Linked DNA regions of Mus musculus: regions 1, 2, 3, 4, 6 and 7 are each linked to region 5. The links are chromatin loops, found by intact Hi-C in ENCODE. Cell type or tissue: left cerebral cortex. All regions are shown on one strand. Links, peaks and the distances in the headings refer to the core of each region. The heading gives the core; the rest is flanking DNA. Region 1 holds the start of Kcnh2 (potassium voltage-gated channel, subfamily H (eag-related), member 2). Region 2 has its middle 3.4 kb from the start of Nos3. Region 3 has its middle 40 kb from the start of Gm33476. Region 4 overlaps Atg9b (autophagy related 9B). Region 5 overlaps Nupl2 (nucleoporin like 2). Region 6 holds the start of Atg9b (autophagy related 9B). Region 7 holds the start of Tomm7 (translocase of outer mitochondrial membrane 7).

What was found. A loop is a pair of places that touch in the nucleus more often than their neighbours do. Peaks named below come from ENCODE experiments on the same cell type or tissue, not always from the same donor. Only the 100,000 strongest peaks of a DNase experiment are listed, where the experiment ranks them.
Region 1: it touches region 5 in a loop (3-fold over the local background); 7 of 42 quality-filtered maps call a loop at or near these places.
Region 2: a loop joins it to region 5, with 4 times the contacts of the local background. A loop is called at or near these places in 7 of 42 quality-filtered maps.
Region 3: it touches region 5 in a loop (6-fold over the local background); 3 of 42 quality-filtered maps call a loop at or near these places.
Region 4: a loop joins it to region 5, with 4 times the contacts of the local background. A loop is called at or near these places in 4 of 42 quality-filtered maps.
Region 6: it touches region 5 in a loop (4-fold over the local background); 4 of 42 quality-filtered maps call a loop at or near these places.
Region 7: a loop joins it to region 5, with 2.9 times the contacts of the local background. A loop is called at or near these places in 7 of 42 quality-filtered maps.

The regions. Positions count from the first base shown.
Region 1 is chr5:24,348,590-24,353,041 of GRCm38, forward strand. It overlaps Kcnh2 (potassium voltage-gated channel, subfamily H (eag-related), member 2), which reads right to left and starts at 3,015. Exons shown (of 15, transcript NM_013569.2): 1 at 2,619-3,015. The coding sequence starts at 2,694. In left cerebral cortex, for the core only: no CTCF peak of the experiment used is centred there; DNase peaks (open chromatin) are centred at 2,371, 3,212 and 4,102; H3K4me3 peaks cover 2,573 bases; H3K27ac peaks cover 1,270 bases.
Region 2 is chr5:24,359,159-24,363,610 of GRCm38, forward strand. No RefSeq gene overlaps it. Among named protein-coding and RNA genes, the nearest start is that of Nos3, 3.4 kb to the right of the region's middle. In left cerebral cortex, for the core only: a CTCF peak has its summit at 1,860 (motif pointing left); a DNase peak (open chromatin) is centred at 1,854.
Region 3 is chr5:24,258,857-24,263,308 of GRCm38, forward strand. No RefSeq gene overlaps it. Among named protein-coding and RNA genes, the nearest start is that of Gm33476, 40 kb to the right of the region's middle. In left cerebral cortex, for the core only: a CTCF peak has its summit at 2,426 (motif pointing right); DNase peaks (open chromatin) are centred at 2,438 and 3,489.
Region 4 is chr5:24,385,608-24,390,051 of GRCm38, forward strand. It overlaps Atg9b (autophagy related 9B), which reads right to left. Exons shown (of 14, transcript NM_001002897.3): 5 at 4,174-4,315; 6 at 2,082-2,836; 7 at 1,780-1,936; 8 at 1,341-1,520; 9 at 703-939; 10 at 401-534; 11 at 146-242. Among named protein-coding and RNA genes, the nearest start is that of Atg9b, 4.3 kb to the right of the region's middle. In left cerebral cortex, for the core only: a CTCF peak has its summit at 1,814; DNase peaks (open chromatin) are centred at 1,812 and 2,315; H3K4me3 peaks cover 1,032 bases.
Region 5 is chr5:24,165,556-24,170,007 of GRCm38, forward strand. It overlaps Nupl2 (nucleoporin like 2), which reads left to right. Exons shown (of 7, transcript NM_153092.4): 2 at 1,788-2,010; 3 at 3,741-3,835. Among named protein-coding and RNA genes, the nearest start is that of Nupl2, 2.8 kb to the left of the region's middle. In left cerebral cortex, for the core only: a CTCF peak has its summit at 1,873; a DNase peak (open chromatin) is centred at 1,872; H3K4me3 peaks cover 193 bases.
Region 6 is chr5:24,391,313-24,395,764 of GRCm38, forward strand. It overlaps Atg9b (autophagy related 9B), which reads right to left and starts at 831. Exons shown (of 14, transcript NM_001002897.3): 1 at 58-831. The coding sequence starts at 604. Abcb8 (ATP-binding cassette, sub-family B (MDR/TAP), member 8) reads left to right here and starts at 2,844. Exons shown (of 16, transcript NM_029020.3): 1 at 2,844-3,271. The coding sequence starts at 3,177. In left cerebral cortex, for the core only: CTCF peaks have their summits at 2,230 (motif pointing left) and 3,505 (motif pointing right); DNase peaks (open chromatin) are centred at 2,235, 3,049 and 3,324; H3K4me3 peaks cover 1,340 bases; H3K27ac peaks cover 1,695 bases.
Region 7 is chr5:23,842,213-23,846,664 of GRCm38, forward strand. It overlaps Tomm7 (translocase of outer mitochondrial membrane 7), which reads right to left and starts at 1,933. Exons shown (of 3, transcript NM_025394.3): 1 at 1,759-1,933. The coding sequence starts at 1,861. In left cerebral cortex, for the core only: a CTCF peak has its summit at 1,995; DNase peaks (open chromatin) are centred at 1,388, 1,959, 2,397 and 3,115; H3K4me3 peaks cover 1,996 bases; H3K27ac peaks cover 1,752 bases.

The DNA.
Region 1 (4,452 bases), core at 276-4,275, 180 kb after region 5:
TTTTGGGGGCTCCCGACCCTTCCCCACATTCGCTCGTCACACAGTGCCGTCCGACACTCCCCCGCACCAGGGAGGTGTGCCCAACCCCGGCTGAACGCAGCTGTGCAGTGACACAGGTGCCTCCACGGGGCGCGTCCTCGCGACACGCCCCCTACCCCCTGGCCCGCCGGCTGGCTGCGTGGCAGAGAGCCAGCGACCAAGGCCGGCCTGGGCGGGTGTCAGCAACGCGTGTCAGCAGCCGCGGCGGAGGGATAAACACAGCCTGGAAAGGGAGCCTGGGAAGGACAGGAGATGGCGGCCAGCCTCCCCTTTGCACCAGCTCCTCTGGCTTCTTCCTCTTGATAAGGAACTCTTCCTAGAAAATCAGTCCCTCGAATACCGTTAGACTCCCTCCCATCACGGCCACTATGATTTCCGAATCCTACCCACAGGCAGCCAGAAGCTGAGGAATAGGTAAACCAGAGGATGAGGGCGTGAACTTGCAGACTTAGACAACGCAGCAAGGTAGCTGTTAGTATAGTCATTTTATGGATGAAGAAACTGGGGCTCAAGAGAAGTTCATCTCAACGCCCCAGTCTAGCAGCTCATTCACAGTGAATCCAGCTTTTGAATCTCGTCTGGCAGAAGGACAGCTGGGGGTCACAGGCACAAGTTCAAGGTCATACAGAAAACTGTTTATAGAAGGAAAACTACCTGCAGCTTCACAAACCCAGAGGTCAGGCCAAGACACCAGCCCACTTGTGGAAACCAGACCTGGGAAAGATTACCACCTCTAGGGATATGAAGCTTTCCTTGGTGACCCCATCAAATGGAGTCCAATAGACCCACTTCAGCTAGACTTGGCTCATCCACTCCACACTTGAGCTAAAGGCCAGGCAAGTGGATGAACAGCAAGTCGGGCAGCCTCAGGGCATCTCACTTTTGTATCAGAGTTCGAGGGATAGGTACCTTCTATAAACAGAAACTCTGTCTGTCCACTTTGGCCTTTAAAGCTGGGGTGTGCAATTGAAGTTGAACCTGTTTCCTTCCCTCCTCGCTATGCAGTCTTCAGGCTGCAGCCCTGCACAGTCCTGCAAACCCCAGGCAGCTGGCTACAGCAGGGCTCCCTGCAGCAAGGCCAGCCTACCAGGTTCCAGCCTCCCAACTTCTGCCCTCCAAGAAGTTACTTTTGAGCGTTGGGTCATCTTTAGGTCAGTTCCCAAGGCCTTTTGGAACTCCCAAGCAAGCATCAACCCCAGGTCCGAGTTTCTTGTCCTATGAAAAGGCCTTCTAACTCTGTCTCCACTCCTACTGAGCCTAAGGTGTCCAGAGTACCCACCACCCACAGGAGAAAAGTGAGCCCCCCCCCCCCAGACTAGGAGAAGAGAACAAAGTTCCTTTGAAGGCAAGTCCCACTCTACCCCACCACTTGACTGAAGGCCTAAAATACAGATCCTGGCGAGACCTCACAAGCCCTGTAGTTTATCACCTTGTTCACAAATGTGGAAACTGAGGCTTTGAGTAGGAAGAGTCACTCAAGGTCATCTGGCAGTCAGTGGCAGAGGCGGGGCCAGAAGCCAAGCCTCTAGGACCCAGTCCAAGATCTTCTCAGATTCTGCCCCTGCCTACCTAACTGGTAGGAAAAGAAAGCCCGAGCAAGGGCCTGCCCCCTGCCCTTAGGCCTGCACCACCTCTTCGGGATCATCCTGTTCTCTGTCTAGGGACAATGCTGCCCATCCAACTGAGCCCTCCCTCCCAACACAGTAAAGCACACATTGTCCTGTGTGCACAGGGTCACAGGCAAGGAATGTCACCCTCCTGCTCCAGGGGCCCTTTGCAGTCACACACTCTGTGGCACATGCAGCCTTGAGGACAGGCACACCAACACCAAACATTCACCTAGCCTAGGACACATTTCTGGAAGTCTCCCTTGCCAGGTCCGAATAAGGGGAGTTGTAGTCACCCAAACCCAAAGGGGCTTGGGGTACCATCCCCAGCAGGAAAGTCCACCACACTGGAACTCCATGGCCAGCCTGTTCGCCCCAAAGCCAGCTTCAGGTGTGCAGCAGCCTCTCAGCACAGGGCCCACAATCTTGGGGACTTGCCGGAGACGCCTCTCCACGGCCCATGCAGACTCGAATTCATTAGTGACACAGGGATTTGACCATATACTTGTCACACACTCAAGAGCAGATTTGGTCACTAATCCTACACCTCTAGTTTTAGTCTGTCACATACAACACAGCCAAGACTGGAACGCGCAGTGTACTTTTAGGGACCAACAGCTTAGGTCATAAACAGTCTTAGGACAGCACACACACACAATCTCATCAACTCTGGACATTTAGAGTTGGAAACACCTACACATCTCATCCCACCTCCCTTTCCTGCACATTCCTGGTGTCATACTCACTCTCCGACCCCTAGCTGCAACACTAGGCCCCTTGGTCCTATGCCAGTGGTCCCTGGCACCAAGCCTTGTCCCCTTGGCTCCTGGCGTAAGTCTCAGGGCCCACCAGCCCCTACTGACTCACATTTTTGCACTGCACACGGCCCGGGCACGCCCCCCCAGCCACACTCAGCAGAACTGGACCCACCCCCCCAGACCCCCTCCCCGCCTTGCCCCCTCCCCCACTCACTCTGGCCCTCAAACTTGCGGATGATGGTGTCGAGGAAGGTGTTCTGCGGCGCGACGTGGCCCCTCCGCACCGGCATCCTGAGCCCATGGGCGGGCCGGGCGGGCCCCCACCCACCCTGGCCCGGCCCGGCCCAGCACTAGGCTTCGGGTGGCCTGGCCGGGCCGTGGTCTCCGCACCCCGCGGCCAAGCTGAGTGCGGGCGGGGCCGGAACTGGACCGAGGGCGCGGGATTCCCGCTCTGCTTAGTGGCTGCCGGCTCCGGACCCTGGGCCGGGCCTGAAGCTGCTGGAGCTGCGGCGCCGGCACACCTGTCTGTCGACCCGGGCTGGTGGTGCCACGGGCCCGGCTGCACCTCGTCCCCGCGCCGCGCTCCGCCCGCTCCAGCGCCGGGCTCCCGGCTCACGCCTGCCCGCCGCCGCCGCGCCGACAGCCGCTCCAGCGCCCGCGGCTCGGGCAGCGCCTGCGGCTTGGTCCGGCGGCTGAAGGGTTAATGCGGCGCGCGCCCCTCCGGCTCCGGCCCCCGCCTCCCGGCCCCCTCCTGTCGCCGCGCGCCGGCAGCACCGCCCTCTCCCCGCCACCCCGAGCGCCCGCCCTTCTTATTGGCTGAGCCGCGCCGAGCGCTCCCGGAGTCCCAACCCCTCGCTCCGCTACCGCGCCCCCGGGACTCGCGCTCCGCCGAGAGGGGGAAGGGACCTTTAAGTAGGGGAACGGTGAGGACAGGTGCGATGGTCGGTTTGGAGGTGACCAGGGAGAAGGGCATATCGCCCCCTCCCAGACTCAGGACTGAGAAACCCGATTTGATGGGGACAGGACCAACCCTTTATCTCCTGCTTCCCTGCTGCGCCTAGGGCAGGCTGAGTACCCACAGCTCGATGTCGGAATGTGCTGTGGGTGACGGGGTTGAGTGAGGCCTAGGCTCTGAGATGAGCCGCCCTAGGACCAGGGGACAGCCAGAAAATGGGAAGAACAGGGAATGTGGAAGCTGTAAAATTTTGAGACAAGGGTGGGTGAGCCGTAAGAGAGGCACGCCTCCCCTGTCTCCAGGGAGTTATAACCTCTCGGTGGTTATTCGAATCTCTCCATGGATGACACGTACAAAGAGACCGACAGCAGTTGCGGCCTTTTAGCTGTAAGAGCAAAGCGAGGCCCTTCCTTGAGTGCGAGGTCCCAGCCAGGGGATCCCCGTGAGCTAGAGGCCTTCCCTCCCTCTGCTGAAGGAACCTCATAGGCCCAATAGGAGGGCTTGGGGCCCCCCGAGGCGGCCCGGGCGGCCCAGCCCCCTCGGAAAACCCTGGCCTTGCCTTGGGCCCCTCCCCCTGCCAGCTGGCTCGCTCCAGCAGCAGCTCCCTTATTTAGGCAAAGAGGTCTGAGGATGCTCAAGGGCAGGCAGGGTGTCCACCAGCCGCCTGCCCACTGCCTGCCCACCGCCTGTTGGGGCCTGAGTAGGGGGCTTCGGGCGGCTGAGGTGTCCTTGATTTGAGCAGCTCAGCGACGCCTGGGGCAGGGCAAGGCCGAGAGGCGAGTGTTGACAGCTGAGCAGGCCTGCTGTGGGGAGGAGCCAGGCAGCTGGAGTTGAGGCGGCCTTGAATCCCCTCCCCTGCCTGCAACCCGGATCAGAGGCCTGTCTAGATGGATGGGGCCATGTGGGGGTTCCTGAGGGCTTGCAGCTGCCTCTGTCCTTGCAGCAAGGGGCTGGGTCTTGTCACCAGCGGGAACCTTCATTGGATGGGGGAGAGGGGGCGACGGACGGCGCAAGAAAGGTCGCCATGAGACCACGCCAGCCAGACTCTTACCTTACTCTTACTCCAGGAGCAAAATCCTGAAAACACTAAGGC
Region 2 (4,452 bases), core at 140-4,139, 190 kb after region 5:
GCCACCAGCATAAAGCAACCAACTAACTAATGATGGATTGGAACCTTTAACACCGTATGCCAAAATACACCTTTCCTCTAAAAACTGAGACAACAGTTTCAGAATGATCAGAATTCCTCCGTGTCTGTGGTCACAATGCCCCTGTCTTTTCACCTGCAGGGCCTCTAAGTAATGTTCCTCTCTCCTTAGTGTGGAAAGGAGGTTCAGTCCCTCCCCTGGGCACCCAGGAAGCCTAGGACGCACCGCACCTCCCAGCTGATCTCCAGGGCTGGTTGCTACGGAATTTCCATGCTTGGCATACTTGATACTTAAAATCCTGGTTCCCAAGGGACCCAGCACCACAGCAACCACACCAGAAAACTGGGCCAGCCTGAGGGACTGGGGGAAAGAGTACGGGAGACAGTGCAGAGCTGAACATGTCCTTGACAGCTGTCTAGCCCAGGTCTGGGTGGATCCTGGAGCCTTGCACTGGCAAGTGATAGAGTTCCATGCAGGGTCCCCAAAACCTGAGACAGAGATCCTGCCTGTCATCACTCAGGAGATCTCAGCCTGGCCCCAAACACTCATTCTCACACCAGGTACCAAGAATGAAGAGCATGTTCAGGTCCCTGTGGATGGTAAAAATTCACATTCACATCCTCAGCAATGGGTTTGGGTTCAAATAAGTTTTGGAGAGCCCAAGGATATACTCACCGGTCATGGGCACACATATGTGCTTGCATGTATATTACAGCCTCTCTCTCACACACACAAACATACACACACATATGCATACACACACACATGCATACACATATATACACACATAAATATATACATACACACATGCAAACACACATATATACTTACTTTTGTGCACACATACACTTTTGTCTTTCACCACCACCACCAAATTTTTGTTCTGAGATCCTGGTTGTTAGTGTAGAATCTTAGCTGAGACTGGTGGCACATACCTGTAACACAGCACTCTAGAAACAGAGGCAAAAAGATCTCAAGTCCAGCCGGGCAGTGGTGGCGCACACCTTTAATCCCAGCACTTGGGAGGCAGAGGCAGGCGGATTTCTGAGTTTGAGGCCAGCCTGGTCTACAAAGTGAGTTCCAGGACATCCAGGGAAACTCTGTCTTGAAAAACAAACAAACAACAAACAAAAAAATCTCAAGTTCAAGGCCAGCCTGTGCTGTAGCTAACCTGTAGGTACAAAGTAAAACCCTGTCCCCAAAAAGAAAGGAAGGGAGCAGGTTCCTCAGACAATGATTGGGCCACGATAGTGGAGCACTTCTAAACACAAGTATTGTCTCTATAAAATGGATCCCAGGAGCCCCCAAGCTAGTGGCTACTGTCAGGACATGTACAGAGGATTCCAAGAGGCTCTGTGCCACAAGACTTTCCCATGAGGCTGAGAGCCAATAGACAGATATGGTTCCAGAGCATATTGGGTGAGAACAAGAAACTCACCAGGCCCTGCCCTAGGGAGCCTACCAGTAGGCTAGGGGCAGTTCCGAGTTAAGGTCTATTCCCTGGCTCCCTGGGCTGTAGAAACTGCCTTCTCTAACAGGAGTCGTGGTATCTGTGCTCCACACTCCTAGCTGTGGCTTGCCAGGCCCTGTAAGGATTTGTGCAAGGAAGTCAGGGAGAGATTTATTCTCAGAGGGACCCTTACTCACTTCCTCTGGGAATGGGCTGCAGATAGACTCACCAGCAGGAGCTTTGGCCAAGTGAGTCACTTCAGAAGGCCATTGTGGACACAGCAGTAAGTCAGAGACCCAAGGCTGGTCTGTCACTGGCTGTTTCAAGTCCAACCCCAGTCTTACTGGCACAGATCATTTCTCTTTGGCTCTCTGCTTCCCTCATGTGGCTATGTTAGGAATCACAACGGCAGCTAGAGGGCGCCCAAGGCCAACAACGCAGCCCTTTTCAAAACAGCAAAAACCCCTTCCTTGCCTGCAGTTAGCACCTGCATCTCCTTGGCTCATATCCCAACATCCTCCTGAAGGCCTAGCCCCACCGTGAAATCTCGAAGCAGAGCAGACCCCCCCCCGCCCCCCACACAGCGTGAGTTACATCCTGAGTATGAGAGAGGCCTCCAGGCTGGCAGACCCTCCTCCCTTCCCTCCTTTTCCCTCTGCTCCCCACCCAGTCTTTGCCAGCAAGCAGGAAGGAAGTTGCTCATAGTGGGGAGGGTGGGGCACTTCCAGCTCACACTGAACAACTTAGGGTTGGGCTAGAAGTAGTCAGAGCCTTCTGCTCCCACCTCCCACCATCCTCCTTACACACTAGAGCCCTTCCACCCTGAACCTGGGGCCTTCTTTTCCTGAAATAGACGCCCCAAGATCACATGGATCACTCCCCTCTCAGACTTGCACAAACATCTGGGGTCTGAGCTAAAATGCAAGATTGGAGTCTAGGGGGTGGTGCAAGAAGTACAGGAGGCACCAGAGACCCAAGGAAGGGGCCCATACTCACCCATAAAAGCTATCACTCTGTCTACCAGCATCAATGATGATGGAGATCTGGGTTAATCTTCCCGCTATCACTGCCACCAACAGGGATGGAGGAGCTGGGCTCCTACCCAGCTCATCAGGAAAGCCTCATCCAACTGAGGCCCTACAACTTAAATCTGGGAGTTCCTTTCAAGGAGCTACAGCCCTAAAACCTACAAAATTTTCAGATATTACTCTTTAAAGTGCAGTTATTAAATAAATACAATAGAATTGCCCATATAAGCAGCCGGTCACTAAGATGTCAAGCATTAGGGTTCCACAGGGCTGCAGGCAAATGGCAGACACACAAGCTCTGATGGCCAGGAAGAAAGGGACAAACCACATCCTAGGGAGGGGAGAATCAGGTTCTGCCTCTGACTTTTGGGGATGTTTTTTCTTTTCCTCCATTTTTCTTTTCCTTGGTATGTTCTGCCCCAAACAGAGAACATCTACTCCACATCTACTCTTGTAGCTGAACAGCGCTCCCTCTTAAACCTGTGCCTTCACCCAGCCATCTTACCCTTGCCTTGGCTTCCAAAACACATCCCTGGGTGCCCGACAGCTACACACATTTGCAACAAAACTGAAATTGGAAACACTTATTCTGCAGGGGTTGGCTAAACCCAGCAGGGATCCCAAGCAACAGAAGGGACTCTTCACACAGAGCAAGCTGCCTAGAGTCCACAACCTGAGGGCCGGAGAGATGGCTCAGTGGTTTAAAGTGCTTGTTACAGAGAACCCAGGATCAGTTCTCAGCACCTACATAGTAGCTTGCAACCAGATCCAGATGACCCAAGGCCCTCTTCTGGCCTTCCTCGAGGTATTGCACATATGTGGTGCACAAACATATATGTGCCAACACTCTTACACATGAAATATAAACAAACAAACAAATAAAACCTACAATTCCAAGGAAACAGATGTTGTGCTACGGAAGGCAGAAGTCCCCTGGGGCTGTATAATGGTCAGAATTTCTAGGAAGCAGACACCAGGGCATTGGAAGTTTCAGAGAATTACTGCAATGCCTGAGAGGCCAGGAAAAGAAGCAACAGAGGTAGAGGAAGAATCTAGAACAAGATACAAGTCTGACATATAGGAAAGTCAGAGCAGCTGAGAAGGCCTCAGACATCATGAGTTCAGAGCAGCTCAGCCTGCACACCAGGGAACCCAGAATGAATCCACAGACCTTCCCAGGCTTCTGTCCAAAGCCTCTGGGAACAGAGCCTTGGACTGAACACCAGGCACATGCCACAGAACACATCTAGATGTCAGCCACCTTCCCTGCAGCAAAAGGTAGCTCTCTGAGAGGCAGATGGGATGCCATCTCAAGGCTATGGCTGGCCCAGGAAGAGTAGGAAGATTTTCTCTGGTCTGAGAGGAAAAGCAAGGATGAGGGATAATATAAACAGAGGCCTGAAGGCACAAAAGCCTGAAACTGTTTGAGAAAGCCAGAGTATCCTGGGAGCAGTGAGCTGGGAGACTGGACAGGCCAGTGTGTCAGACTGGCCTTGGCCCTCTGTAGCTTTATCTAAAGGTTTCAAGTAAAGACAAAGTATGAGACCGACCTTGAGAAGAACCTAGCAGTGGTGAGAACCAGATGGTGGGGAGACCCAGGGGTTGGAAGATCTGTATGGAGGCTATGGCCAATGGTACCCCAAAGGCGTCAGTATATGATACTGGTTAGAATCTTGACACTGAGGCCAGTCACAGCTTACTTAACAGAAAGCGTCCTTGGCTGTCAAAGAGTCAAAGTTATAGCTGGACATGATAACCAGGTGGAACTGGTCCATCCAAGGTTCTGTAAAGATTAAATATCCAGAAATAGGGGCTAGATTCCATCTCCTGCCTCCCTCTCCCAAAGATTTAAGTCAGTAGGGACAGGCAGGGGGTCTCAAGGCCAGGCACCTGAAAGAAAACTGGTGTGAGTAAGAGCCACCTGCTGACCCTCTGTTCCCAGCCCCCACCAGTCAC
Region 3 (4,452 bases), core at 175-4,174, 93 kb after region 5:
TCTGGTTTTGACATTGTACCCCAGCTATACCCCACACCAGTTGTGATAATTAATCTTATTGTCACTTTGGCAGGATCCAGAATCAACTGAGACAGATCTCCCTGGGTGGTCTACGGGGCATTTCCAGAAAGGATTAGTTGAGGAGAGAAGAACTTCATTCATCATGGGTGATGCAGTCCAACGTGAAGAGACCAGAGGAAAACCTGTGGTCCTTCACTGGTGAGTGGGCCTCTTTGAGGCCACTGTACTTGGCCCACATCCAGCTTCTTCAACCTTCAGAGCGGCCTGAAGACCAGCAACCCTCCAGGAATCTTCAGTCCCAGATTGGGACAACCAAAGAATCTTTGCCACTGTGCAGGCTCTGGGCTATCTACTTCTCCACTGTGCACACAGCCATTGTTGGCTGCTGCAGGGGTCTGGATGAGAAGTGCCCCAGAGTACGTGACATTTGAGAAATTGGTCCCCAGTTGTCATTGCTGTTTGAGGGATTTGGGGATGCGGCCTTGGTGGAGGAGGTACATCATCACTGGGGTGGCCTTTGAGAGCTTGAGGCTTCATCTACTGCCTGTTCACTCTCTCTGCTTTGGGTTTGGGACCCATGGGTGATCTCTCAGCTCCCTGCTCCCGATACCTGTTGCCATTATAGAGTCCCCTGACCCTCACCCAAGCCAAACTCCTTTGTAAGCTGCTAAAGCCATGGTGTTTTGTCTGAGCAAGTGAAAAGTAGCTAATAGCCAGCTTCTATGGTATAAGCCAATGTAAGAAATCCCCTTTCTACCATATATGCAAGATATCAGCTCCATTCCTATAGAAAACCCTCTCCAACACACTGAGCAATTCATAAACGACAGAAATGCATTTCATTTATTCTTCAGGGTTCTGGAAGTCACAAGGCCAAGGTACCAGTGGATTCAGAGTCTGGGAAGAGCCTGCGCCCTGGCTCTCTGTCTTCCTTCTGGCTGTGTCTCCTGTGGACAAGAAAATGTCAGGAAAGCGCTCTAGCGTCTGCTTTATAAGGATGCCAATTCTGTTTGTGAAGACTCCTTATGACCGAGTCACGCCAAGGTCCTTCCAATGCTGTCACTGTAGTGGTGATGGTCTCAGGATGTGAATTTTAGAGAAATAGGGGCTTTTCCTTCACTGTAAATGACACACTTGTAAGAATGAAGCAAAGGGCACACAAATTGGGTGAGTGTTGGCTGATTTTTTTTTTCAAGACAGGGTTTCTCTGTATAGCCCTGGCTGTCCTGGAACTCACTCTGTAGACCAGGCTGGCCTTGAACTCAGAACTCCGCCTGCCTCTGCCTCAGTCTTTTTTAATATATACATCCAAACAAGTAAATAAAAGTAAAGCCAGTTCAGGTTTTTGTCTGTGATGTCTTTTTCTGTGTGCTGTTTGAAGGTGATAGATGCATAATCACTGTGGGGCCATGCAGCACCAACTCTGCAGTTCCTTTACTTGAGAGTTGGAGACTAACTCGAGAGCATGCAGCCCAACAGGCCCGCAGACGCCTGGAATTCCCACAGCAGAGCTGTAGAGGCAGCAAAACTGTAGCAAATTCAAGGTCAGCCTGAGGTATATAGTAAGTTCCAGACAAGTCCAGGTACATAGCAAGACCCAGTTCTGCAAAAGAAAAATCTAAGCAGCCCAGATATTGTTACATTATTAAAACTAACAAAGACCAAGTAGACAGATTAATGAAGTACTATTTTAAGTATAAAGTTTACATTCATCTATAAATATGTATCAGACATGGCTTATATGTTTTATTAATCTGTATATGTGTATGCATACCTGTGCGTGAGTGTACATGCGCAAGTCAGAGCACAGTTAGCTGGCTGTAAGATTCCAGGAATTAACCATCTTGTCACAGGACTGCTGGGACGACAGAAGTGTGTGTGTGTGTGTGTGTGTGTGTGTGTGTGTGTGTGTGTGTGTGTGTGTGTTCTGGAGATCCAAATTCACATCCTCACAGTTGTGTGCAAGCATTTTTACCCACCCGACCACCTTCCCAGCCCCAGACAGTTTTTTGTTTTGTTTTGTTTTGTTTTGTTTTGTTTTGTTTTGTTTGTATGTGAGTACACTGTAGCTATCTTCAGACACACCAGAAGAGGGAATCAGATTTCATTGCAGATGGTTGTGAGCCACCATGTGGTTGCTGGGAATTGAACTCAGGATCTCTGGTAGAGCAGTCAGTGTTCTTAACTGCTGAGCCATCTCTCCAGCCCTCCCCAACCCCACTCCCGACAGTTTTTACCAGAAAAGCATGACCTGCGTCTCCACATGCCATTATACGCAAATGCAGGGATCTGTGTTGTTTCTTAGGAAGAAAGTGAGCTCAGGCTGCTCACATCCTCACCCTGGACCACTGGACCACGCTCTGCTTTCACTTCTCAGCATGCCTTCCCTGCACCAATGCCAACTGGACAGTAGATGGAGCCTGTGAGCCCAACTTCTGCAGCTCCTACCACAACCAAAGCTTCCAACTTAAGGCCCAGACAGGACACGGGGAGAATCCAGGGTTAAAACGCAGACAGTTTCCTGCTGGCCTTCCTGCACTCTGTGTCTCTTCTAGAGGTTCTCTTCTGCTAGGAGCACCCCACTCCGGCCCTGGCTCAATTATGAGTCAAAAGAACAGGAAAATGCAAATATGTGTCTTGATAACAAGGAAAAGCACTGATTTGAGTTCATGAGATTTTTAAAGTCTATAGGTTCTTTTCCTTTTATCTCTTCCTTGTTAGAAACATCTCAAACTAGCCTACGTGGTGGGGGAGGGGGCATAGAAGGTAGGCAGGTAGGAAGCATGGGCTTACAGACACAATCGAATCCATAGTAGGTGTGTGCAAGACGTACAGGACAGACCGTCCCCTCGAGTCTCCCATCATTGGACAGGGACCAGCCTTCCCATTGAAAAGGAGCAGAGCTAAGCTCACCTCCCAGCCTTCCATCTCCAGTTGATTCAATTTTCTGACAAGACAGTCTCCAATTCTCAAGACCAGGTAGGCTTCATGACCCTGCAAGTTCCAGGGTTTAGGACCTTCCTCATCCGTACTCTAGCAGGGTCATTGCCGAGAGAACCCTCCACGCCTAGCCATGGAGAGAGGAATTAGGACATGCAGTGACCTCTTCCCTCACATCGGTGAACTCTCTTCCTGCTCCAAGAGATTGGAGGGGGGCAGTGATCCCAGGCTACCTCATAACAAAACCCGAACGCTGGAACTGCTCCCTTGTGTCCTGCTCAGAATGTGGGATGTCCAGACAGCGTCCTTCTCACCCCATTGATGAGGATAGAATCCCCAGGGCTAATTAGTATAAGTGATTCAAACATCCAGCAATGGCCACCAATTACAGCTACTTAACGCTCTGTGGGAGGGTCTGGGTGGGCGTGGGGACTCACTGGGCAGCGGCAGGGGGGTGGGTCTCTGGTTCAAACAGGAGGCTGGGATTGGCTCCTCTAAATGGTTTCACAGTCAAGATAAGTGAGTCAAACCTGAGACAGGATAAGACAGATTCTGCGGCTGACAGGGGGAGGAGGTGGGCGGAGTCTCTACCCGGTGGGCACGTCTGGAAACAGCCCAGAAGCTCACTTACTGCAGTTCACAGGGTGAAATGCTGGACTCCCTCGACGTTGGGCTTTAGAAAAGTCCCCTGCTCTGGATAAAGCCCCGTCCCCCGGTCTGCTGCCTTATTCTCATTCCTCTTTTTTAATGAGCTTCTCAAGCAGCAAGAATCCGGGACTCTGTCTGGGCTTGTGGTCAAATATGAATCTGTTCAATTACTTCTTGGCTATAAATTGCTCCTACAGTGGCCTGGCCTGCCAGGCCTCCTGGGGGCCACCCACGACTGCAGCAACTCCTCCCTCAGATCTCTTCTCCTTCCTCATCTGTTATCCCTTTCCCCCTCCCTTCCTCCCTCTTTTCCCTCTTTTCTTCCAACAGGACACAGAGACACGTATACAAAAGAAGTCTACATAAAGATGGGGTAATGAGATGGCTAGGTAGTTAAGAGCACTTGCTGCTCTTGCAGAAGGACACAGGTTCCGTTCCTAGCACCCACAAGGCTCAAGAATGCCTCAAGTAACTCAAGTTCCAGGGGACACAGTACCCACTCTTGTGACCTCCCACGGCACCAGGCACATGTATGTGTACACCCATACATGCAGGTAACACACATGCAAGTCAAATACATATAAAAATAATTGTTTAAAGATAGAGACAGCCAAGTGTGCTGGCACATGCCCTGTGATCCCAACACTCAGACTAAGGCAGGAGTTTAAGCCCAACACAGGCTATCTACTGAGCTCCTATCTAAAAAGAAAAAAAAATGAAAGCAAGAATGGGGACAAAGGAATATTTCAGCACAAGGACGAGTCTTCCCCTCAAAGCTCTGGCAAGAAATTCCTGTTATTACAAGGTACCCAGTTTGGGCACCTTGCAATAATGGCCACAGGA
Region 4 (4,444 bases), core at 1-4,000, 220 kb after region 5:
CTCCCTCATATGTGGGGGCAGGAAGCAAGGCCTAGCTCCTCCGCTAGGAACAGAGAGCTCACAGTTCCCGCTAAGAACCTTTTAGATTCTGCCCCATTCCCAGCATTCACTTCATTCGCCTTCTTCCCACAGTCCCTCTACACACCTGATGTAGGTAAATAGCGTGGAGGCTCATCTCAGCAGAGACAAGCTCTGGGAGCTGGGTCAGCTTCTGGCCCCCTGTGCCTCCTGGGGACACACAGCTAAAACAAGATGTACCCAGTTAAGAGTCAGCCCCCTCACAGAGGAAGGCAGTCCAGGCTTCCCCTCACCTTCCAAGACTCCTCAGCACCCTAGTACCCTCTCCCAGAGAATCACCACCAATCCAGACTCCCCTGCATCTCAGGCCTCCACCTCTCACCTGGGGTCCTGGACCATTCGTGAAATAGAGGCAAGGAGGCTGGCTGTGGCTGCAGCAGGGCAGGGGGCTGTGGGACTCAGGTCCCTCTGGGGTGGGCGGGGATTTACCAAGAGGTTGGCAAGGAAGGCTTCTGGCTAAACAAAAGAGAGCCAAAGGGTGGAGAAAAGGATAAGGGGAGAGTCCAAAGGAGGGACAGAGATATGATGGGTTGAGCCTGGCTGCCAGGGTAACACATAAAGTTAGAAATGCCAGGGAGAGATGGAGGGTGGCAAGAACAAAGGGTAGGCAGGCGTGGGACTTACCAGAGGGGATGTACAGTCACTGAGCACTCCTGGGGTGGGGGGACTCCGAGTCGAGGGAGCACCCCAGGCAGCTGCATCTTGTTGTACCCGGCCCCGAAGGTGTCCAAGGAACTTAGAGCTGTGCCCTGGTGGCTGCCATTGTGGGTGTGCCAGGGAGAACCGCATTAAGGAGAGTTCGGTCTTTCCATCCTCTGCACGCTGAGAGAGTGAGGCCTCTGTCTGTCCCTCTGAAAGCCACTGCAAGGAAGGGAGTCCTTCTGGTATTAGGGACACCAAGATTCAGCTAGGCAGGATGAAAAATACTGCCCCATAGATGAAGGCTGCGATGGGAACTCTTTAAAGATTATCCAGGAGTAGGGCAGTGGAGCAAGGCATAGGCATTTGGTCTGAGATACAGCTAGCTTTGAATGTTTGCTCCCCTGTGCAGTCCTAGTTCCTAAGACAAGACAATCCTACACTCCACTCTTCCACCACCTAGCCCTCATGTGGTGGTGGTGGGGGGAGCAGTCTTTGCTCCCATTTATCAACTTATTTCAAAATAATGTACCAGCAAAGAGCTCTATAAACCTGACAAGCTTTAGTGAAGCAAACAAATGCCCATCCAATACAACTTCTTAAGGTCAGAGAAGAGCTCTAACCTGAGGATGCCCGTGGCGCTTCACATCCATTAATGCAAAAGAACAGATGTCCCCTACACCAGCCACATCCACAGTGAAGTGATGAAAAAAGTCAATAATCTCCAGAGCACGGGGGCGGAACCAGAAGAGCAGAAACAATGGGGTCAGGAGTGGAGACAGGAGCTCTTCCAGGAGGGAGACCTGAGGAAGCAGGGGTGAAGCTGAGCAGAGATCATACAAAGGACCCATGTTCCAGATGAAGGCTGCAATGGGGACCTACAAGTGATCAGGGTCCAGAGCCTCCAGGAACACTCTCTAAGGTCTGAAGATTCCAACCACTCATTCCGAAGCCGCCTCATGGACACACACTCCCACCCTGCCCATGTGACCCACAACTTCTCCCAGGCTAATCCTTTGTATAGAGCCTATTCCATAGCTCCCTGCAGGCTCCGTTACTCACTGCTCGGTACTGAAGCAGCTGCGCCATCTGCCAGTAAGAGCTGGCTCGAGCACCCGTTGCACCAGGCTCCTCTGGGAGGTAATGCATGTGCGCCAGGGCTGCCTGCAGCAGAAGCTGGGAGGAACGCCCCTGGCATTGCTCTTCTGGAATGAAGGACCTGTGGGGTGAGAAATGTGGTTAGGAGGACCAACAGGTGGGACGCAGGGCAGAAGCGCACGGATGGTGACAGCTAAGGTTTGCTAAGGGAAAGGTCAGAGAAGGGGCACACACCAATATCTCCTCCCAGATATGTGCCATCTAACCTGGCCACAGTGGCTGTGACCCCGAGCGCCGTCATGGTAGTGAGCACATGCTCCACGGCCAACACGTCCTCATCGTAGATGGTGAGCACTAGCAGCGCGGCAAAGAGAGCTCCCGAGAAGAAGACCAGCTGGCGGGCCAGCAGCGCGCGCAGGGGAGCTGGGGGCTCCGCTGCACGCAGGAAGGCGGCGGCGGGCCGGTAGGCGCGGCCCAGGCGCGCACGCAGCTCGTGCGGCAGCTCGTTAAAGTGGCGAAGCTGCAGGCGGGCCAGGCGGGACCAGCGGCGCGCCCCGAAGGCTCCGGGCTCGCGCCGCAGCAGCTCCACGTGGCTGTAGAAGGCGTGCAATACCTGCCAGGCCAGCACCAGCGGGCTCAGGGCCAAGTTCACGGCGGCCAGCAGCAGCACCGTGCGCCGCCAGCGGTTAGCCAGGACGCCCCGGAGGTCGCTGCGCTTGTAGGCTTCGGGAAGCTCCCAGCCCCCGCGGAAGAGTGAGAAGGGACCGCGGAAGAGCAGCAAGTCCACGTTGAGCGCCAGGCCGCGGCTGAGGAAGGCGGCGCTGCTCCCCCAGGGCAGCGGGCAGCGGGCAGGCAGCAGACCCTTGTTGGCTAACGCTACCTGGTAGTTGGTGTAGCGCAGGATGCGGTGGTGGACGTCCAGTTCCGTCAGCGGCCGCGGCTGCACACACAGCCCACCGCTCCTCTGCAGTTCCAGGAGGCGAGACTGCACCTCGGCCCAGGGTACCGAGCTGAGCTCCTCCTGAGAAGAGGGAACAGGGAAGCCTAGGGACCAGTATCCCTTCCCCTCCACAGAGACGCACAACCTCCACGACTCGCTGAGCTGCCTGCGAACTCCAGCCCTGGTGGCCTGCCTCCCTATCATTAGGTTGTGCCTTCTTCTAGACCTTCTGCTAATAGAAGCACAGCGCTTCTCCGTTCTTTCGCCCCTTCTCAATTATTCTGCTCATCACTTCTTGCTGACAACTCTTAAGTGAACTTAAGTGACTGGGACCTGGCTTCCTTTTTTGAGCCCCCCTTCAGCCCCACATATAAAAGAATGAGATATCTACATCGCTGCTTTCTGCCTGAGGAAACTTAAGAACGGCGACAGTGCTCACCCCCACCTCAAGGCCACTTCGTACAATCACTTGATTAGCTTTCACACAACCCTGCCTGTGTGTGTCTGCGGGGACAGAATGCTCCCATACTTCATTTGGAGAGACCCATGTGAGCTGCAAGCCTCACTTTAGCCCAGTCTCCCCAGTTCAGTTATTTCCTCAGGACCAGCCTCCACAGCTCCCCTGCCCAGCATCTTCCCCTCTGCTGGAGGACCGGGCCTGGTAGCGCACACCTTTAATCCCAGCACTCGGGAGGCAAAGGCAGGTGGATTTCTGAGTTCAAGGCCAGCCTGGTCTACAAAGTGAGCTCCAGGACAGCCAGGGCTACACAGAGAAACCCTGTCTCGAAAAAACCAAAAAAAAAAAAAAAAAAAAAAGAGGAAGGCAAAGGATGGGCCCCATTGCCCCAGCACTGGCTGTGCCTGGTGCCTCCCTACTCTAATGGCTCAGAACATCCAAGGGAAAGGAAGATATGTGGACCAATATCCTAACAAAATCTTAGGGACAAAGATAGAAGGAACATGACCAGGGGATAATGAAGAGGCCAAGAGAGTGGCTTATATTCCAAGTGCCCTAGAAGGCTCTATTTCCGGCAAGCAAGCCCAGCTCCACTGCCTGCAGGCATCCAGGTTTTTCTCACTTCCTGCCCAGAGGCTTGGGTAGCCCGCCCTTCACCCTGGCCTGACCTTCCTCAACCAATCAGGATGCCTCCTGATCTAGAAAGCCAGTGACAGCCCTTCCTATAAACAGCCATTGTTTTTACCACCCACATGTGACTGTAAGTCACTGTCATGACCCATCGAGTGAAGGATGCTTCACACAGGTCAGATCCAAGCTTGCTAAGTGCCTGAACCTGCCTCCTGACAGTACTCCAGGCCCTGGGCAGGTATCATTCAGCTTCCATCTTTCTGTTCCTCTCAGTGGGTCTTTCCACCTGAATGGCCCTGTCCAGTGCCCATAATGTCACAAGCAGGCTTACTGGGGGAATGTGCAGGGCCTCCCTGTAAAACACCTGGATGTCCCAGTAGCTGAAGAGGTTGCAGACCGAGCGAAGCAGCTGGAACAGCCAGAAGCCAGCAGCCAGGACTAGGAGGAAGACCAACAGGGGACTGTCGTGGATCCTGCAAGAGGTTGGACAGGGAGGGTAACATAAAGGTGGGAAACCCACAGAAAGGAAACGGTCACAGAAGGGCTGAGGAGGGGTCCTCAGTGAGCCCTTGAGAAATGCCCACAAAGTTCACACTTCACAA
Region 5 (4,452 bases), core at 267-4,266:
TTTTGTGGAAAGGGTATTCAGGGGTTAGACATTAAACCAGCACAAAACAAGGTTTTAGAAGTCAGATAAATACGTTTTGTTCTCTTAATTTTGGAACCTAGTTTTTTGTTTGTTTTGGTTTTTAGGTTTTCAGAGATCGGCTTTCTCTGTGTAACAGCCCTAGCTGTCCTGAAAAACTCTTTGTAGACCAGGCTGGCCTTGAACTCACAGAGATCCACCTGCCTCTGCCTCCTGAGTGCTGAAATTAAAGTCATGTGCTACCACTGCCCAGTGGAACCTAGTTCGTGACGTTGTCAGTGGGTGCTTCTCTTTCCCCTTCTCTTTAAGGCTCCTCCAGCCCCTGTGTTCATGCTGGTTTCATATTTCCAGTCTTTTCGTGGAGGAGACAGATTGTATCATCTACAATGCTTCTAGTGAAAGACTCCAAATTAGGAGTCAGGTTCCGATAGATACTGGTATACTCCCAGGGACTGCTGAGAGGAATGTTTGCCATTTGGTCTCTGGAAACCTACTTTAAATGTAGTAATTTGCAAGTAAATGTTCAGTAGATAGATAATTAGGGGAAAAATACAAATAAAACTTTAGAATGAAAAGAAAGAAAAAGAATGCTTTGTAATTTTAAGGCCCACATTTGGGCCTTAAATACCTCTCTCTTTCCCTCTGCTCTGCTCCATCTTACGTAGCTTCCTGTTCCTCCTCCTGTGAGAGCTGGGCATATCCTATTCTGTCAAATTTTTCTCTGATTTGTCACTTTGTCTGGCACTCAATTAGATACCACTTTCAAACATAGCTGCTTCCTTCTACAGACTAACTTTACTTTCGATGTCTGAGATTAAAGCTGTGTACTAAAGGCATGTCTATTTCAGCCAGAGGAGTACTCTATCAGTCTGTTTTTAGTATATATTAAGTGATATATTTTCTAAATCCTAAGATAAATTACCTTTATCCTAGCATAAACTAGGAAGTGATAAGATTAAAAACAGTATCAAAACCTGAAACAAGTCCTATTGGCTTATTATTATTATTTTATGAGTTGTTAGAAATCTACGCTATACTTTACCTATTAGTAAGCTCTGCGATCTCTATATGAAGGATAGGTTGTGGGCATTGTGTCCACAAAGTAAAGACAGAGGCAAACACTTTTTAAATACCTATTTAAGGACAGAAAGTAAAATTTAACCCTTTTTATTATCCAGTTTATTCATTGTTCTCTTTCATTCATTGTCTCTATGGCCCAGTGCAGAAGCATACACACACATCCAATGATAGGTCAAATGAGGGCCTTGACCGAGCTGGGCTCACCGCAAAGCTTTTAGAGATGTTTAGAGTATTTTTTATTTATTCCCTCATGGTCAATTTAATAGGCTTAACACTGAACTCACCGATATGTCTTTATATTTCTATGATCACATTGATCTCACTTTGTTGTTGCTTTTTGTCAGCTTGGGTTTTGGGGTTTTTATTTGCTTTTTGAGATGAGGCCTCACTATATAGTTCTGACTGACCTGGAACTTAGAGACCTGCCTGTCTCTCCCTCCACAGTGCTGTGATTAAATTCTTACACCAACACACCTGGCCTTGATCTCATTTTTTAATATAAAGAGAACATTATGTGACTTGTTATAACATATAACAAACTATAACTCATAAAGGGATTGTCATTTAAAACTAGTAGAAAATAGCACTGTGTATAATGTCAAGACATAATAACATAAAATGTAATAGAGATCTTCAAGATTGGAAAAATTTACCAATTTTCTGATTGTTTGTTTTCTTGATTATTTTAGGGAATAACCGTCGAGGGTGGAATGCCAGCAGCCAGAGGTACTCCAACGTCATCCAGCCTTCCAGCTTCCCCAAGTCCACACCATGGGGTGGCAGCAGAGATCAGGACAAACCACCATTCGGCTCTTTTGATTCTGGGGCTTCTACCAGCAGAGGCTTTGGGTCATCTCAAAACCCTTTTGCTTCACCTCTCTCTGATGAGCAGAAAGATGAAAAGAAACTTCTGTGAGTTAAAAGTGTTGTAGAAAATCAATTGCTTAGCTTTTCCAGAAGCAATTACAGTGTTTTCAGTAAGCAAAACAAGAAAAAGAAGTCACCCGTGGCCCTGTGGCTCAGCCAGTCTGTTCACACTGTGAGCTTCTCAGACCTCATCACTTAGTGTGCGTTCTTAGGTTTGTCTGCTCTGGTCCACTTCCTGCTGTACTAGCATATTTCAAAGGTCAGTCTTGCTTAAACTAAAGTCGGTGTGCTCTGTGCTCTTTACAGAGTATCGGGTAACTCAGAACAATCGCTATCCTCAAGGGTACTGATAATATCACATATTTTTCTTTGTAAAACCTTTATTTCAGTTTCCCTATTTGAAGTTCCATAAAGAGTGAATTTTTAGGTTAGTTTGGGGTGTATTTTTTTTAAGGGGACAAGCAGGCTTTGTTTTATTTGAAAGCAGGGTCTCCCTATGTAGTCCAGGCTGGTTTGTAACTCAGGTCTCACTGCCTCTCTGTCTCCAGAGTGTTGTCACTTCACCAGCCATTTGTTTCTGAAATGCTGAGGACTGTGCCTAAATCTTCAAGCATCAATTGTGTGTGTGTGTGTGTGTGTATGTGTGTGTGTGTGTGTGTGTGTGTGTGTGTGTGTGTGTAACAAGGCAAAGTTCTATTGTGATCCTAAGTGTAATAGCATCCTTTGTGATACCTATCACTTTAGTAGTTAATGGTCACATTCGATATGAAAGAAACATTAATTTAGAGTCAAATGTATAACTTTGTTCAGATTTGCTGTTAAGTGCACAGATCTGAAGGCTGGAGAGGTGGCTTAGCAGTTAAGAACATTGGCTGTCTTTCCAGGGGACCTGAGTTCAATTTCCAGTACCCACACAGCAGCTCACAACTTTTGGTAACTCCAGTTCCAAGGGATTCAACACCCTCACACAGACATACACCAAGGCACATAAAGCTAAAAATAAATTATTTAAAAGTATATGTTTTAAGTACATGGACCTGTTTCCTATATTACAAAGTAGAAAATTTAAGTAAAATATATCTGAAGTCCTATAACCCACTCTTAAATTTTAATGATTCTCTATAACTGGTAGTGGTACTTTTTATTGTTTCCAGTTAAAAATACTGTGCATTGTATTTAGTTCTTTAAAAAATATTATATTTATGATAATTCTTAAGTATATGGATTAGTTTTTCTATTAATTAAAAAGATAGCACTATTAATTATTCTTTATTATTTGTAACTACAAAATACAAGGTGTTTGTTGTTTTGGAAACAGTGTACAGCCCAGATTGACCTTAAACTCACTGTGTTACCTGCCTGGCCTCAAAATTCTCCTCAATCACCCAGGTGCTAGGACTGCAGCTGTGTTCCACCATGCTCAGGTTGTCATTCATAGTTCTGTGAACTTCTGAGGTAGAAAAGAGTCTTCAGAAAAGAAGATGGTGGTGGCACACGCCTTTAATCTGGCACTTCGGAGGCAGAGGCAGGAGGAGCTCTGAATTGAAGCCAGCCTGGCCTACAGAGTGAGTTCCAGGACAGCCAGGGCTACAGAAAGAAACCCTGTCTCAAAAAACAAAACAAAAACAAAAAAAGAAAAGAAAATTAAAAATATGTAAACTTATGTATTTACTAGAATTTAAATTTTTAGTCACTTAACTTCATAAGTAACAAATTTTAATGAGCAAGTAAAATATCCATTACTCTCATTTTTCTTTCTTTTCTTCTTTTTCCAGGGAAGGAATTGTTAAGGACGTAGAAGTTTGGGAGTCGTCGGGACAGTGGATGTTTTCTGTTTACTCGCCAGTGAGAAAGAAACCCAATATTTCAGGTAACTGGGAAACGTGCTTGACTTGTTGGCTGTTTTTTGGTGAGGATGGAACCCAGACCAGCATACATGCTAGGCAAGAGCCCTGCCACTAGGCTATGGATGCAACCCTGTACTTGTATGTGTTTTTAAAATATAAAATTTCTACTGTCTAAAACTAGGCCATGCTAAATAAATTTATTCCAAACTTAGGCACAGCTAGAATTTGATCTTTTTTAAAGTATTCAAGTATCCCAGCTAAATGATTCAGAGACTGAAAGCCATAATGTAATTCTTTTAGTTTATATTATTTATTCTCAAGAAAGAATAATAAAATCAGGATCTACACAGTTTTAATTCAGTCAACTAAGGAGAGGCCCTGCTTTATGGATTCCCTCTGTAAACCCTCAGGATGCCCTCAGTGCTACCTTGTGGCCAGGAGGGTCCCACGCTGCCCTCCATTGGAGCCCTGGCTGCTGCCTTGCCTTTCCTCCTCTTCCCCACCAAGAATCCTGCTTCTTCATAAAGCCTGTCGGAACTCTCAAGGAGCCATAGAGATGGCATCTCTTTAGAAGACTCCTTTCTTTCCATTTGGTTTTTCCCATGATCCCTATGACTGCCAAGTTCTTCCAAGCCTCTCA
Region 6 (4,452 bases), core at 349-4,348, 230 kb after region 5:
CCCAAACCTGCCTCGACCCCCTAACCCACCCAACCTTCCATATACCCACACACTCACCGCGGAGTCCTTCGGGTACATGAAGCAAGGGTTGGTGGTCCTCCCCATGGATAGGGGAGTCTTGAGACCCCTCAGGGTCACAGTCCTCTAGCCGTTCATAGTCCTGCTCAGGGATCAGAGGGCCCATCCGCAGCCCAGGATGGTCCTGGGGGCGCGGGCAGGAGGGAGGGGGAGTGGCCGAGGCCAGGGGTGGGGTGGAGTGGGACCCCCACGAGGGGGAAGCAGAGGTGTGTATCATTGTGGGATGGGCCTGCGTTGAGGGTGTGGTCGGGGTGGGTAAGACATTGTGTGGAGTCTGAGAAGCCCCTGCCTCCTGAATCACCAGGCAGGGAGACCCTGAGGCCGGAGGGAACACTGAAGAGGAGCAGCTTCTTGTGCGAGGGGCAGGGGACAGAGAGAAGACAGAGATCCTCCTTCCCCCAGTTCCCCGGCATGGAGAAGCAGGCAGTGGCAGTGCCATAGGGAGCAGAGGCACTGAGCTGGGCCCCAAGTCTCCCCACCGCCCCCGTTGCCTCCTGCTCCCCCCCCACCCCGTTCGTCTCACCATCAGGCCGCAGCTTCTCTTGAGAGGTTGAAGGGACTGGACTGCTGTTGTTTCCACAGAGGTCAGTGAAGCTGAGCGGAGACTTCAACAAGGAGCAGGACAACAACAGCACTAGGTGACTCAGGCTGGGCAGGCCTCAGGCATGCCAACCCTCAGCCACCTGTGTGATCACTCACACTCCTTGCAAGGCAACCTGGGGCCCAAGCCCCATGCCTGGGACGGACACCAGTTTAGGAGGCAGGGGCTCAAGAGCTATTGGGATTAGAAGAGACACCTATGATCTCTGCTTTCAGTCCTCAAGGGCACAAGTGGCAAAGACAGGGCAGCTGCAACAAAAATAATATGCACAGAGAGCAAAATCCTATCAGAGGGCTCTAGCATGTGCAGACAAAATAGTGAAGCTCTCGTTCCTACAATTGCACTCCCATCCCTTCACACCTGTGGGCACCAGTCAGTAGAGAATGATTTAAGGCCACATGCCCAAACAGGAGGTGCATTCAGATTTCCCAGCACTTAGGAGGAGACAGAGTAGCGGGATCAGGAGACTGAAGCTGTTCTGGGCAACATCTGACCCTATCTTAAAAAAAAAAAAAAAAAAAAAAAGCTGTATATTTTCTTTCTCTGAATGAAAGAGGGCAGACTTTGTGGTTAGCCAGGAGAAAACAAGGAGTAAAAGGAAGGAGTGCTAGCCATCCTAGATTGGAGCTTAAGGAAAAAAGGCTGGTTCCTTGAGAGTTCCACTGTATCTTCCTTATCCTCTTGAACCCTGATGTACTCTCCTCCAGTCCTGACCTGGTGTCGGGGCCTCCTGAGACACGTCAGCGCAGGAAGGCAGGGGCCTTGAGAGGATAATTTGGGTGTGTGGGGATGGACTGGCTCAGTTGAGTTCTTTGTTGTTGCCTCACCCGGGAGGAGGAGGCCCAGGTGGCTGGTCTGATGGCTTGCCCAACGCCATTCCCAAGGCCATGAGTCACCAACTGCCCTACTGAAGCCCATGCCTGAGATATTGACTTATGGAGCAGGTGTCAGGGCCTCCAGCGATCAAGCCAGTATCTCAGAGGCGGAGAGGAAAACTGTGCTTCCTAGAGCATTTCCTGGAGGAGCGTGGAGGACATCCATGGAACATCCCACAGGTTTATCCCAGACTGCCTGATTTTCTTATATAACAAGAGTTCATGACTCCCATACTTTTGTGTCTAGGTAAGGTGCAAAGCTATGCTTTGTGGCAAAATGGAATCCCAAGGAAGTGGGCGTGGGGGGGTACCCCGGTGGCAGGAAATTCCCATGATCTTTCTGAGACCTCTAGAGAGAGAGAGGTTAAGTGTGGCTTTAGCTGGTACCTCCCTCTGACATTACTCACATATAGTATATACTTGCTTAAGACTACCTCTACACACATCCTTATCTCCTCAGCCCCAAACTCAAGCAAATTCTGGCTCATTGCTCTGTCTAGTTTCACTCTGCTCATTCCAGAGCATGACTTTGCGACCCTCAGCTCAAGAAAAATTGAGTCCCGGAAGCACCACCAATAAATGACAATGATACTAGTAACATAACAATGTTCAAATGTCCAGATGGATTACCAGAGAGTAAATGTGAGCTAGAAACAGCACCCCCTGGTGGACAGTGGACAATAGCGTGCCTTTCTCGCGTGGAGGGGAACGGGTATGAGTCAGAGCCACTCCCACCAAGAAACCACAGCCCAGTGGAGGAGTTAAAACAAAAATAATAATTACACAGAAGGCATAGTGACTCAAGCCTCTAATCCCAACACTGGGAAGGAAGGATGGTGAGTTCAAGACAAGCCTGGGCTATAAAGAGAGTCTCAGGCTAGTCAGAGCTATGTAGCAGGTCTTGGGGGTACTTTGGGAGACAATTATAGCAAGAATAAGCTTAGCCCAACTGCTGCAAGAGCTATTCACTTTTGAGCTGGAACCTTAGGCCAGTGATTCAGACCCAAATGAAGAAGGAACCTAAAGGTTAGCTCTTAGGTTGCACTTTGATTAACTTCATGACCTACATACTAATAATTCACGATAACTGTGAGTAGCAGGATCACATAGGGAGATTAGAGACTCAAGTGGTGGCACGTTACGTGCATGTATGTTTTTGTTTGGTTTGGGTTGAGGGGTGTGTGTGTGTGTGTGTGTGTGTGTGTGTCTGTGTGTAGTTTTTTTTTTTAACTCTCAGGTCTGTTTTCACATATTCCTTCTCACGAAACCACCACTTCCTGTGATGCCAGGGAGCATAGAGATTGTCTGGAACAACTCTAGAGAAAGGGCTCAAGGTCAGAAGCGCCAGGACGTCCTCTAATGTGAGAATGAACGTCGCACAACCTCTGACCCGCACCTGACTTCAGGCCACTGAGCAAATAGCTAGAGCTGCTTCTGCTCGGTCCCGCCTACAGCCAACATTTTATCCAATCACAGCTTGCAGCAAGACTGATGTGTCTTTTCTCCAATCATCGCTGAGAATGGGAAGGGGTTGTCGGGATGGGGCCATAGCGAACATGGAACCCTCGGTAGGATAAGTGTGAGATTGCCGTTGCTGGCTGCCCCTATCTTATTGCCTCAACATGTTGGTGCACTTATTTCGGTTCGGAATCCGGGGTGGCCCAGTTCCAGGATGGTCGCTACAATCCCTGCGCTTCCAGACGTTCTCTGCCGCCAGGTAAAAACACAAGAGCAACTTGGAGTGTGGGCCATTGACCACCGTCCGACATCGCGCGGGGCCCGCCGGGATATGTAGTTCCGGGCTCGCGCGGGGCTTGCTGGGAGATGTAGGCTGTCTCGGAGGGTGTGGAATGTCACTGTCCAGGGAATTGGCCTCAATTATTCATGATGCTGTGTGGTGCCAGCAGGAGGCTCCGCAGGTCTGTATCCACTTGCGGTCAGGACTCAGCCACACCCAGTCACCACTGCCCACTAAGGGGCGCCACTCACAGCTCGCATTCGCTCTCTGGTAATCCACCTGGAGATCTGTAATTGGTGTCCATAGACATTTACTATTGATAGTGCTTCAGGATTAGCTGAAATAGTTCTAAATAATCAAAAGCGATACCTGAGCTGGCGAGATGATTTAGCAGTTAAAGGCACTTGCTACCAAGCCTGAAGACGTGGATTCTACTTGAAAACTCATGGTAGGAGGTATGCAGTTTCGGCAAATTATAATTATCCTCTTACTTCCACTATCCCAAACCCACTAAATAGATAAACACATACGTGCATTTAAAAAAAAATTTTAAAGTAGGTCCTAGCTAGAATCTACTGTGAATTCAAGGCCAGGCTGGTCTATAGAGAGCTCCAGGTCAGCCCAACTATACAGTGAAATCTCAACAGCATCCACGTTAAGCCCGAGAGTTGCTAGGAATTTGAAGCCAGCACGGACTACATAGTGAGTTCTGAGTGAACAAAACAAATAGGAATTTGATTCTTAGAGCTAGATGTATCGTCAGGAACCGAGCCTAGTACCCTTTACTCAAGAAGGTGAGTCTAAATCCAGTATACAGCCGAATGTATTCTATACATTCTAAGTTCAAGGCCCACCTGGAAAACTTTGTAAGATCCTGTGTCAAATATAAAGAGTAAAAGGGTCATTCATATGACTCAGTGGGTAAAGAAGTGCCACCAACGTGATCCCCTGAGTTTGTAATCCCTGGGACCCACGTGTGGAAGGAGAGAACCAGTTCTTGTAAACTGTCCTTTGATCTCAACTCACTGTGGAGTGCTCAGGCATGGGTGTGTTTCTCGCACCCCCCCCCACACACACACACAAATAAATAAATAAAATTACTATATTTTAAAAATAAAGAGTAGAAGGAGAGCTGGAGACATGGCTCAGTGGTAGGCTTT
Region 7 (4,452 bases), core at 309-4,308, 320 kb before region 5:
TTAAACTCTGTTGATGATATATATTAATTTCCTGAATAAATGATTAACAGGCACACAGGCACATACACAGAAGTGCTGGGAGGGCAGCCCTATCAGCATCAATCTTAAATTCCCTACTGGATGCCATGACAAGCCCCAGGAAAGGAACCAATGTGAAGCATCCAGTTCTCAGACCCAAGATTCTGACAAGTAGCTACAGCTTCTAGCTATGGACATAGCTGTGCACAACTTTAACACATTGTTCAGAAGTTGAAGGCAGGAGGAGCTTGAAATTACAGCCAAGCCAGCCTAGGCTGCATGAAAGGGGCTCATCTGGCGGTGGTGGGGGCAGAGGTGTATCTCAAGAGGAGAGCCTAGTGCACCTGTAGTTCCAACTACACCATAGATGAGGCTGAATTGCGAGTTCACCCAGCCTTACCTACAGGCAAACTATGAAAATGGAGCGGGGCTCAAAGAACTGTATGGACAACCCGGCCTACAAAAGTAGAGCCAGCAGTGGGTGGTGGCGCACGCCTTTAATCCCAGCACTCGGGAGGCAGAGGCAGGCGGATTTCTGAGTTCAAGGCCAGCCTGGTCTACAGAGTGAGTTCCAGGACAGCAAGGGCTATACAGAGAAACCCTGTCTCGAAAACAAACAAACAAAAAACCCCAAGCAAACAAAAAAAGTAAGCTGTCACAATTATCTATCTGATACCTATATAATATCACTGTCTGAGATTTTCTTTTCTTTCAAAATAGAGGAGAAAAGAGCTGTATGTGACGGTGCAGGCCTGTAATTCAAACACTGGAAAGGTAGGGAAAAAAAAAAAAAGAGAACCAGGAGTTCAAGGCCAGCTTGAGCAACATGAGGCACTGTCTCATCAGTAATACTTAGGAACACCAAGAAAAATACTTGTCCTATCAAAATATCCAGGTTATCACAGCTCACATACTTCTCACAGGTACAACAGCTGCCTGGAGAAATGTCCAGCCTAGTTAAAGGCTCTGCCAAGACTACAAATGAATGTATTTTATCTTATATAATGCAAGTCATGTAAAACAAACGAGAAGCAGCACCTTGTGAGGGTCCTGCTTTAATGAGAAACGCCAGATTCCATATTAGAGCTCTGAGACCTGGAGCTAAAATCCTCTGCTGTTTACCTTACGGGATGAATAAGGCAATTAAGATAAAAAATTGTAAAACTACTCAACCAGGAACAGAACCAGTTCCAGAGTGTAGCCCTAGGTGAAAATATTTGCCTGGACACTTGGGCAAGGAAAGTACAACTTTATGGCTGTCTTTCCCTGCAAAATGGGGTCTGTAACTTTCGGGAGAAAAAAAAAAATCACCGAAATCCTTCATTATACAAGAAAAGCGTAGGCATCCAATGGTCACAATCATGCTTTTAGGCAGTGACGTTTTAACCTGGTTACCGTCTTCCCACTTAGGCTAACCTACAGGAGGGAAACGTTCTAAAAGTCAAATAGAGGATTAATCTTTCTTTAGGGGTCATATAAACCTAAAACCAATCTTGAAAGGTCTTGCTTTTATTTTACAGATTTAAGTAGGGAATATAAGGGATTGTGTGACTGGTTAAACACTACTCAAATAGCTAAAAGGAACTGGAAGATGGTTTTTCGAGCCCGGGCAGACAGCCTCGGAAATCGTGGACAACGCGGAGGCCGGGTTTAATTTCCTAGCCCCGGATGGCAAAAAAGGAGACTCAGACCCCACCAACCCCTGCCCTGCGGCTCCTCCCAAGTTCTTCAATCACTGACCCAGGTAAATCACGAGAGGAATAAAGCCCCAGCGGATGGCAAACTGGCCGCCCTTGAAGAGCTGCTGCAGCCTCTGTTTGGCTTCTTTGCTCAGCTTCACCATGGCGACGACGGACCAGCGGAACGAGGAGCCCAACAACCACCACCGTGTCCGGATCCCGGAAGGGAGAGGAGCTGCGCATGCGCCACGTGGGGCCTTTACGGCAGGAGTCGTGAGGCATCGCCGACAGAGGCCGTAATCCGTCGCCTTCCAGCAACCTAGCTCCGCCTTGCGGGTTCACTGCTCCCGCCTCGTTTTTGTTGTTTTATTGTTGGGACGAATCCGGCTTTTCCTGGAGGGGCGGGGCGGGAATTGTCTTTCCAGATAGGGGCTCCCTGTTTAAGACTTTGCTGCCCTTGAACCCATGGAGCTGCTACTGCATCAGCGTCTCGAGTGCTGGGATTCAATGCGCGCTGTTTGCTGAAGATTGCCAGACGCGCTCACTTGAGGCCTACTTTTTTATCTACAACTACCTTTATTTTTTTCCAGCATCTTTCCAGAGTTTTAAAGCACACATCCCAGCGATGATCTTTGAGAAAGAAGGAATGTTATTTTATATACTGTTCTGTTATCTTGGCTAAGTTCCTTACTATCCCAGAATCAGTTTCTTCTATGGCTGCTAAAACCGGACGTCACCGGGCACTCTTCCAGGTTTCCTTCTACTTTGCACCCGTTCTCTGTTTTTCATTTAACAACATTTTCAAATCTGGGAAGTTCGCGTGAAATCTGGGTTTATTTGTCTGTTTTTCTTTGACACTTCTGGCTTCTAGACTTACATCTCAAGGACTGCCAAGGAACTTAATGAGATCACTGGGCACAAGGGGTTCATGGGAGTTAAGCTACATTTTTACTATAAAGGAAGTTATAGACTTTTGTGTGTGAGAGTCCCAGAAAACTGCAGTTTACATCTGGGAAGGAGTAAAGTCAGATATGCTTAAGCCTTGAGTGTGGTCACTGTTTCAATATTCTTAGTTGAAAATAGTTCTGTATAAAAGGAGTACTGCCCCGTAACAGCAAATGCTGTTAAATGTCAGGGGAGTCTTTGCTCGGCTGGTGGGATTCTTCAGCCAGACGGGACACCTTTCACTTCCCATGTCTCCTTAATTCTGTCTTTCTCTCCTGCCCCACTGCATTCATCCTCAAAGAATACATTTTTATTAATACAATGCAATGAAAAAAAAAAACCAACAATAAAGAACATAGGTGTAGAAAATGCGACTCTAGGATCAGAAGTGCCAAGATTTTAGTCGAATTCTGCAATTGACTTGAAATAAGAAACTTGTGAATTGGCTGATCCCATAGCAAAGCATCTAATTAGTTCACCATGGTTACTAGGAAAGCAGTGCTCTGATCCTAAAATGCAGTGATGTAAATGAGCCAAATGAGAACAGAAATTTTTATGCATCTTGTTTCTCAAAATACTCTGTTTAGAAATACACAATAGAGGGGTTGGGGATTTAGCTCAGTGGTAGAGTGCTTGCCTAGCAAGTGCAAGTCCCTGGGTTCGGTCCTCTGCTCTGGAAGAAAAAGAAGAAAGAAGAAAGAAAGAAAGAAAGAAAGAAAGAAAGAAAGAAAGAAAGAAAGAAAGAAAGAAAGAAAAGAAAGAAAGAGAAAGAAAGAAAGAAAGAAAGAAAAGAGAAAGAAAGAAAGAAAGAAAGAAAGAGAGAAGAAGAAAGAAGAAAAGAAGAAGAGGAAGAAGAAGGAAGAAGAGGAAGAAGAAGGAAGAGGAGGAGAAGGAGGAGGAGGAGAAGGAGGAGGAGGAGGAGGAGGAGGAGGAGGAGGAGGAGGAGAAGAAGAAGAAGAAGAAGAAGAAGAAGAAGAAGAAGAAGAAGAAGAAGAAGAAGAAGAGAAGGAGAAGAAAGAAAAGAAAGAAATACACAATAGAGCTGGGCGTGGTGGCACACACCTTTAATCCCAGCACTTGGGAGACAGAGGCAGGCAGATTTCTGAATTCAAGGCCAGCCTGGTCTACAGAGTGAGTTCCAGGACAGCCAGGGCTACACAGAGAAACCCTGTCTCAAAAAACCAAAACAACACCACCACCAACAATAACAAAACAAACTAACATATTCAGCAAAGATCCTAATAGGAACACAAAGGCCAGAGAATCAGGGGCACTCAGCTCTTACTCACCTTAGCCATCTTTCAGTCACTTCTTTGTAAAACTGTTTATTATTATTATTATTATTATTGTGTGGTGTGTATGTGTGTGTTTGTGTGCATCTGTGTGGTGTATATGTGTGGTGTGTGTGTGTGTCTCTGTGTGTGTTGTGTGTGTGCATGCTGTGTGCTGTATATGTATATGTGTCTGTGTCTGCATGACTGTGTGGTGTGTCTCTGTCTGTGTGTGTGTGTCGGTGGTGTGTGTGTGTATGTATGTGTATGATGTGTGTGTGGTGTGTGTGTGTGTCTGTCTGTCTGTGAGGAATGATGTGTGTGTATGTACTTGTGTGTGTCTGTGGTGTGTGTGTGTGTGTGTATGTATTTCTGTCTGTCTATCTCTGAGGTATGTGGTATACGTATTTGTGTGTCTGTGGTGTGTGTGTGTCTGTGTGTCTGTCTGTGAGGTGTGTGGTGTGTGTGTGTCTGCCTGTTTGGGAGGTATGATGTGTGTGTATGTGTCTGTGTGGTGTATGTGTGTGTCTGTCATCCTG